2 separate regions of the Homo sapiens genome follow, and region 1 is linked to region 2. Evidence: chromatin contacts called from ENCODE POLR2A ChIA-PET data. All regions are on one chromosome and are shown on one strand. The core of a region is the stretch at or near the end of the contact, and the rest is flanking DNA. Distances in the headings are between cores, read along the strand shown.

The links. ChIA-PET counts read pairs that join two places held with the same protein, here RNA polymerase II (POLR2A).
Region 1: POLR2A ChIA-PET joins it to region 2 with 12 read pairs in PC-9. The contact joins two enhancer-like sites. POLR2A ChIA-PET finds 5 or more read pairs at or near these places in 2 of 52 experiments (PC-9 and T-cell).

The regions. Positions count from the first base shown.
Region 1 is chr19:48,491,386-48,494,583 of GRCh38, reverse strand. LMTK3 (lemur tyrosine kinase 3) reads left to right here. Exons shown (of 15, transcript NM_001388485.1): 12 at 475-890; 13 at 3,045-3,180. Among named protein-coding and RNA genes, the nearest start is that of LMTK3, 19 kb to the left of the region's middle. RefSeq lists an enhancer at 168-668 and silencers at 681-730, 921-1,400, 1,230-1,421, 1,421-1,630. Within about 2 kb of position 1,628, at least 26 of the 41 ENCODE cell types and tissues checked have a DNase peak (open chromatin) inside an H3K27ac peak, as active enhancers do; they include PC-9, where a contact is called at or near this core.
Region 2 is chr19:47,647,282-47,650,816 of GRCh38, reverse strand. All of the region lies in intron 1 of BICRA (BRD4 interacting chromatin remodeling complex associated protein), which reads right to left. Among named protein-coding and RNA genes, the nearest start is that of BICRA, 40 kb to the right of the region's middle. RefSeq lists an enhancer at 1-216. Within about 2 kb of position 2,281, at least 15 of the 41 ENCODE cell types and tissues checked have a DNase peak (open chromatin) inside an H3K27ac peak, as active enhancers do; they include PC-9, where a contact is called at or near this core.

The sequences.
Region 1 (3,198 bases), core at 379-2,878, 840 kb before region 2:
GCCAAAGAGGGCAGATCATAAGGTCAGGAGTTCAAGACCAGCCTGGCCAGCATGGTGAAACCCCGTCTCTACTAAAAATACAAAAAATTAGCCGGGCATGGTGGCACGTGCGCCTGTAGTCCCAGCTATTCGGTGGGAGGAATGGTGGGGTGGCCCATGTGGCTAGATGGAGGTCAGGCCAGAGGAGGTGGGGACAGAGGCCAGAGAAATCAGGTAGGCCAGGGCATGAGGGCCTGGTGGGCTGTGGGAAGTTGCGGCTTAAAGCCGTTGGCACTGGGGAGCTCTGGGGAGGTTGAGCACTGGAGAGGACCTTTCCCACCCTGCCTGGAGAAGCCCTGGTGCAGCCCTTCCGTTCACAAAGTGGGTGCTGAGGCCCAGATTGTGCGGGGGTCTTATCTGAGGCCACACAGCTAGGTGGGAGGGCCTGCCTCAGTTTCACCGGGACAGGGGCTCACCAGGTCTCTCCCCTCGCAGCCAGGCTCTCCCGGCTCTCGCTGGCGCTGCCGCCGCTCACGCTCACGCCATTCCCGGGGCCGGGCCCGCGGCGGCCCCCGTGGGAGGGCGCGGACGCCGGGGCGGCTGGCGGGGAGGCCGGCGGGGCGGGAGCGCCGGGGCCGGCGGAGGAGGACGGGGAGGACGAGGACGAGGACGAGGAGGAGGACGAGGAGGCGGCGGCGCCGGGCGCGGCGGCGGGGCCGCGGGGCCCCGGGAGGGCGCGAGCAGCCCCGGTGCCCGTCGTGGTGAGCAGCGCCGACGCGGACGCGGCCCGCCCGCTGCGGGGGCTGCTCAAGTCTCCGCGCGGGGCCGACGAGCCAGAGGACAGCGAGCTGGAGAGGAAGCGCAAGATGGTCTCCTTCCACGGGGACGTGACCGTCTACCTCTTCGACCAGGTGCGGAACCCGAGAGGGCGCGGTTTCGGGGTCGCGGCCTGGAGGGAGCAGGAGCCTAGAGCCGGGAAGGGCCTGGCGGGAGGCCGAGCTTAGAGTTGGGCGGGGCCTGGAGGGAGGCGGAGCTGGAGTGGGGCGGGGCCTGAAGGGAGGCCGAGCTAGGGTGGGGCGGGGCCTGGAGGGAGGCCGAGTTAGAGTGGGGCGTGGCCTGAAGGGAGGCCGAGCTGGAGTGATGCGGGGCCTGGAGGGAGGGCAAGCTGAATTGGGGTGGGACCTAAGGGGAGCCCCAATCTAGAGTGGGGCGGGGCCTGGGGCGGGGCCGAGCTAGAGTGGGGCGGGGCCCAGGGAGAGGGCGGGCTGGGGGGCGGAGCCCAGGGCGGGGCCTGGAGGGAGGTCGAGCCTAGAGGTGCAGGGCCTGGGGCGGGGCCTAGACGAAGGCTGAGCTTAGGGTGGGGCGGGGTCTACAGCAGGGTTTGAAGGCAGGCTGAGCCTAGAGCGGGGGCGGGGCCTGGAAGGAGACCGCGCCTAGGATCGGGACAGAGTCTGGATCCGGGCCTGAGGGAGGCCAAGTCTGTGGCGCGGCAAGAGGAGGCCTGGAGAAAATCCAAGGCTGGAATGGGGGCGGAGCCTAGGGCGGGGCGGATGGAGCAGGGCGCGGGAAGGGCCTGAGGGGTGAAGGCGGGGTCTGGGGAGAGACTGGTCAGGGAAATGGGGCGGGACTAGGAAGATGGGAGGAGGCTTTGAGTGTGAGGGCAGGGCCTGGCAATGGGGCAGGGCCAGGAGTATGGGCCGAGCCTAGAGCTGGGGCGGGACCTAGGGTGAGGGCAGGGCTTGTGACGGGGGCGTGGTCTAGAGGGCGAGGAGAGGTCTGGAGAGAGAGTGTGGGTCTGGAAGGAAAGAGGGGGTACTGGGTAGTCAAGTATGGGATCCTGGAGAGGCTAGGGAGGAAGTGTTGAGAAGAGGCCTGGATGGTGAAGGGGCCTAGTGAGAGTTTGGGCATGGTTTGTTGACTAGAGTTCTAGTGTCTGTAGGCTGGTTCGGGTTGGAGCAGATCTTACCCACTAGGGAAGGGCCATGGCTAGGCTGCAGGTGGGCTTCAGAGATGGAGCAGGCAGTCTTAACGTATTCTGGGGTGAGGTCAGGGATGAGCGAACCTAACGACTGGGACGGGTCTTTAGAGAGATGGGTTGAGGAATGTGTTAAGAGTTAGGCCTGTCCCGGGTGGCTCACGCCTGTAATCCCAGCACTTTGGGAGGCCGAGGCGGGAGGATCACTTGAGGTCAAGAGTTCGAGACCAGCCTAGCCAAAATGGCGAGACCTCGTCTCTTAAAAAGAAAAAAATTATCTTGGTGTGGTGGTGCGCATCTGTAGTCCCAGCTACTTAGGAGGCTCAGGTGGGAGGATCGCTTGAGCCCAGGAGGTTGAGGCTGCATTGAGCCATGATCACAACACTGCTCTCCAGCCTGGGCGACAGTGAGACTCTGTCTAAAACAAAAAGAAAAACACAGGATATGGTGTTGAAGAGAAAAAGGGAGGGCGAGTGGTGCTGAGGAACTGGGACCTTGTCTAGATGAACCTGGGGCGGGCATACTGGGCTGAGATTATGAAAGGAATGGAAACAAGGCCAAGAACTGGGGCCTGGGCCACTGAAATGTTTTCAGAGGGGTGGGACTTGGAGGGCGGGAGCAGGTCTACTTCTGAGGGAGGGCTCAGGGGCAGGGTCACAGCATCCAGCACGGCATGCGCTCAGGATGGGGCAGGGGTTGGGAGGGCCACTGGAGCAGGTCAAGATCTCAGAGGTGGGTGGGACTGACGTGGACGGGGTGGGGCTTATGGAGATCGCTTTGGGTTAGGGGATCCGGTGGAGGCCTCACGTTAATGAGCCAGGAGAGAATCCCTGCGTTGGGCTACTTAGCTGTGCGCGGGGCTCCGCTGTCAGGAAAGGAGCCTCTGGCCAGGTTGAGGTTAAGGCTGGCCCAAGGCTTCGAAGCCAGATTAGGGGCTCCAGCCACCTCTCCAGAGCGTGCGAGTCAGTGATTACAAATTGGGATTCCTAGAGCCCCAGAAATATTAGCCGGTTTTGTTGCTTTTGGGGGATGCGGTAAATGGGACGTGAAGGTTTGTCCCCTCTGGCTTCCCCCTAATCTGCCTTCACAGGAGACGCCAACCAACGAGCTGAGCGTCCAGGCCCCCCCCGAGGGGGACACGGACCCGTCAACGCCTCCAGCGCCCCCGACACCTCCCCACCCCGCCACCCCCGGAGATGGGTTTCCCAGCAACGACAGCGGCTTTGGTGAGGACGGGCCCTATG
Region 2 (3,535 bases), core at 1,032-3,531:
CCACTGCCCTCTTCAGTGAAGCCCATTTCCCTCTAATGCATTCTGCTGGTCCCAAAGCTACTGATCACCTTATTAAGAGAAGAGATGACCCCAATCCAGGGCACAGCAGGGAGGGCTGCCCAGAGCCTCAGAGAAGGAGAAATACTGAAGTGGCAGCTATGGGCAAGAACTCCACACCTCCCTCTCAGAGCAACACCTTTTATATTGGGTTGGTGCAAAAATCATTGCACCTTTTGCCATTAAAAGTAATGGCAAAAACTGGCCGGGCACAGTGGCTCACACCTCTAATCCCAGCACTTTGGGAAGCCAAGGTGGGAGAATCACTTGAGGTCAGGAGTTCGAGACCAGCCTAGTCAACATGGTGAAATCCTGTCTCTACTAAGAATACAAAAATTGGCCAGGTGCCGTGGCTCAGCCCTGTAATTTGGGAGGCCAAGGCGGGAGGATCACGAGGTCGGGAGTTTGAGACTAGTCTGGCCAACATAGTGAAACCCTGTCTCTATGAAAAATACAAAAAATTAGCCGGGGTGGTGGCAGGTGCCTGTAATCCCAGCTACTCGGAAGGCTGAGGCAGGAAAATCACTTGACCCTGGGTGGTGGAGGGTTGCAGTGAGCCGAGATTGCACCACTGCACTCCATCCTAGGTGACAGAGCAAGACTCCACCTCAAAAAACAAACAAACAAACAAACAAAAAAATTAGCCAGGCATGGTGGCATGCACCTGTAAATCCCAGCTACTCAGGAAGCTGAGGCAGGATAATCATTTGAGCCCTGGAGGTGGAGGTGGCAGTGAGCTGATATTGTGCCACTGTACTCCAGTTCGGGCGACAGAGACTCTGTCTCAAAAAAAAAAAGTAATGGCAAAAACTGCAATTACTTTTGCACTTAATGGCAAAAAATCTAATTACTTTTACACTAACCTAAATCTCATTTCAGAATCTGTCCCTACCCCAAAGTCTAAGCAGCTTCCAAGTTTATATTTGACTTTGAGTACTCAATAATCTTGGGGTTGGCTTTGCTGTACAGTGTGAGGTAGGGATCTGATTTCATCTCCTTCCACCTGTGGATGACCTTTTTACTTTTGATCCCTACCTCTATTTATTATGAGTCCCTTGTTTCCCCACAAATCTGACCATTGGCCATATCGACCTCATACCATGTCTTAATGTGCCTGGTTCTCCTTCTGGACTCTCTGTTCTATTCCATTAGTAGGATATCAATTTCTACTAATTCCCTAACCTCAGAGATAAAATAGATTCTGTTGGACAGGTAATCAATACATTGACACTGAGCAGACAGTGGCAGGTGAGTGGGGAAGTGAAGTGTCTCCAGGCAGGACACAAGATCTTCGAGGCAGAGACAGTAACATTCCTTTGCTTGTCAATACGTTCCTGTTTGAATTTCTGATTGTGTTGACTTATATATTATGAGATCAACTTTTAACTAAATTAATCCTCACAAAAGATACAGAGGGCATATAACAGCGCTCACAAATAAATGAAAAGATTAACAATAATATTAATAACATACAGGCCAGGCACAGTGGCTCATGCCTGTAATCCGAGCCTTTGGGAGGCCAAGGCAGGTGGATCACTTGAGGTCAGGAGCTTGAGACCAGCCTGGCCAACATGGAGAATCCCCATTTCTACTAAAAATACAAAAATTAGGCCGGGTGCAGTGGCTCACGCCTGTAATCCCAGCACTTTGGGATGCCGAGGCAGGCAGATCACAAGGTCAGGAGATTGAGACCATCATAGCTAACATGGTGAAACCCCGTCTGTACTAAAAATACAAAAAATTAGCCAGGTGTGGTGGTGGGTGCCTGTAGTCCCAGCTACTTGTGAGGCTGAGGCAGGAGAATGGCGTGAGCCCAGGAGGCGGAGCTTGCAGTGAGCCAAGATCGTGCCACTGCACTCCAGCCTGGGAAACAAAGTGAGACTCCGCCTCAAAAAAAAAAAAAAAAATAGCCCAGCGTGGTGGTGCACGCCTGTAGTCCCAGCTACTCAGGGGGCTGAGGGAGGAGAGCCCAGGGCTCACTTGAACTCAGGAGGCAGAGGCTGCAGTGAGCCAAGATCAGCCTACTACACTCCAGCCTGGGTGGCAGAGCAAGACTCTGTCTCAAAAAAAAAAAAACAAACAAAAAAAAAAAACTCCTGACCTCAGGTGATCCACCACCTCAGCCTCCCAAAGTGCTGGGATTACAGGCATGAGTCACCACTCCCAGCCATGCCCTTCCTTTTCTCGAGTGTCACCAGGGCCGTCTGTAGTCACAAGCCCTCCCCCAGTCCCTCTCCTGCTTGCTTTACTGCAGGTGCCGATCGCTATCTGACAGGCCATAAATGGGACTTATCTTAGCTCCTGCCTGGCTCCCCCAAGAGTGGTGAGCTCCAGGTTTCTTTTTGTTCGCTTTGTGTAAATATTGACTGACTGGGACTCCTGAAGGAGGATGATTCTCAGTGGCCACAGGTGACGCTGTCAGGCGCCTGACCTAGGCCTGACCGGGACACATCCACAGGCCGACCAGAAACCCCAGGGATTGGTCAGCTGGAGGCGGGAGAGGAGGTGAAAGGGCACGGGGTGGGTTACAGCTCAGGCAGCCACTGCGGGCTCAGAGACGCCCAATCTATAGGGATGGGCAGTTCAACTGGGCATCGGCACAGAAGGCAAGGAGGGAACGAGCAGTTCAGAGAGACAGAGAGAGGGACGGGGAGACGGTAACAGGAAAACAGGGAGACGGAGAGAAGGCAGACGCTCCACAAAGACTGATGCACCCTCCCCCTATCCCGCACACCGACCCAGGAGCAAGTTAATCCAGTAGGTCTACACCAGTAGTTCCCGCCCAGGAAATGCCAGGAGCACTCCCACCCCCAATAAACAACCCCAAATGCCAGGGCAAATATGCCAAACGGCCCCCCACTCCCCCCGCGAACTACGGTCTCCATATCTAGACACTCAAGCCCAACAGGACACCCCCCATCGTGGACAGGATCCCCGTGCAGTGTGGTCAAGGACATAGCAGGGTCTTCACTAACGATGCGGACATCTTGGTCACAGGCACCATGGAAAAGCACATTTCTCAAGTCCACAGAGCAAGGGTTAAAGACTAAAACCAGCAACAGAGGCAGGCGATCATGGCTTCCAATCCTCACCCGGGAAGGAGGATTCTACAAGAACATGCAACGTGGGCCACACACACGTGCCAAGGAGAGAGAGGAGCCCACAGATCATTTTTCCTGTTACCTAACAGGACCTACTGTCTATGGAATCCCAACTTTATGCATAGCGGGGCAGAGGTGGACCGCAAAACACATTCTAGAATGTTCATAGCACCCCTAAACTGAAACAACCCAGATCCTATCAACAGGACAATGGATGAATCATCAAAATGATAGAGAAATCAGAGCCCTCATGCATTGCTGGGCGATATACAAGGGTGCCGCTGCCGTGGAAGAGTCTGGCTGGTCTCAGTAGGTTAACACACAGTTACCCTGTGACCCACCAATTCCACTCCCATGTAGAAACCAGGAGAAATGGA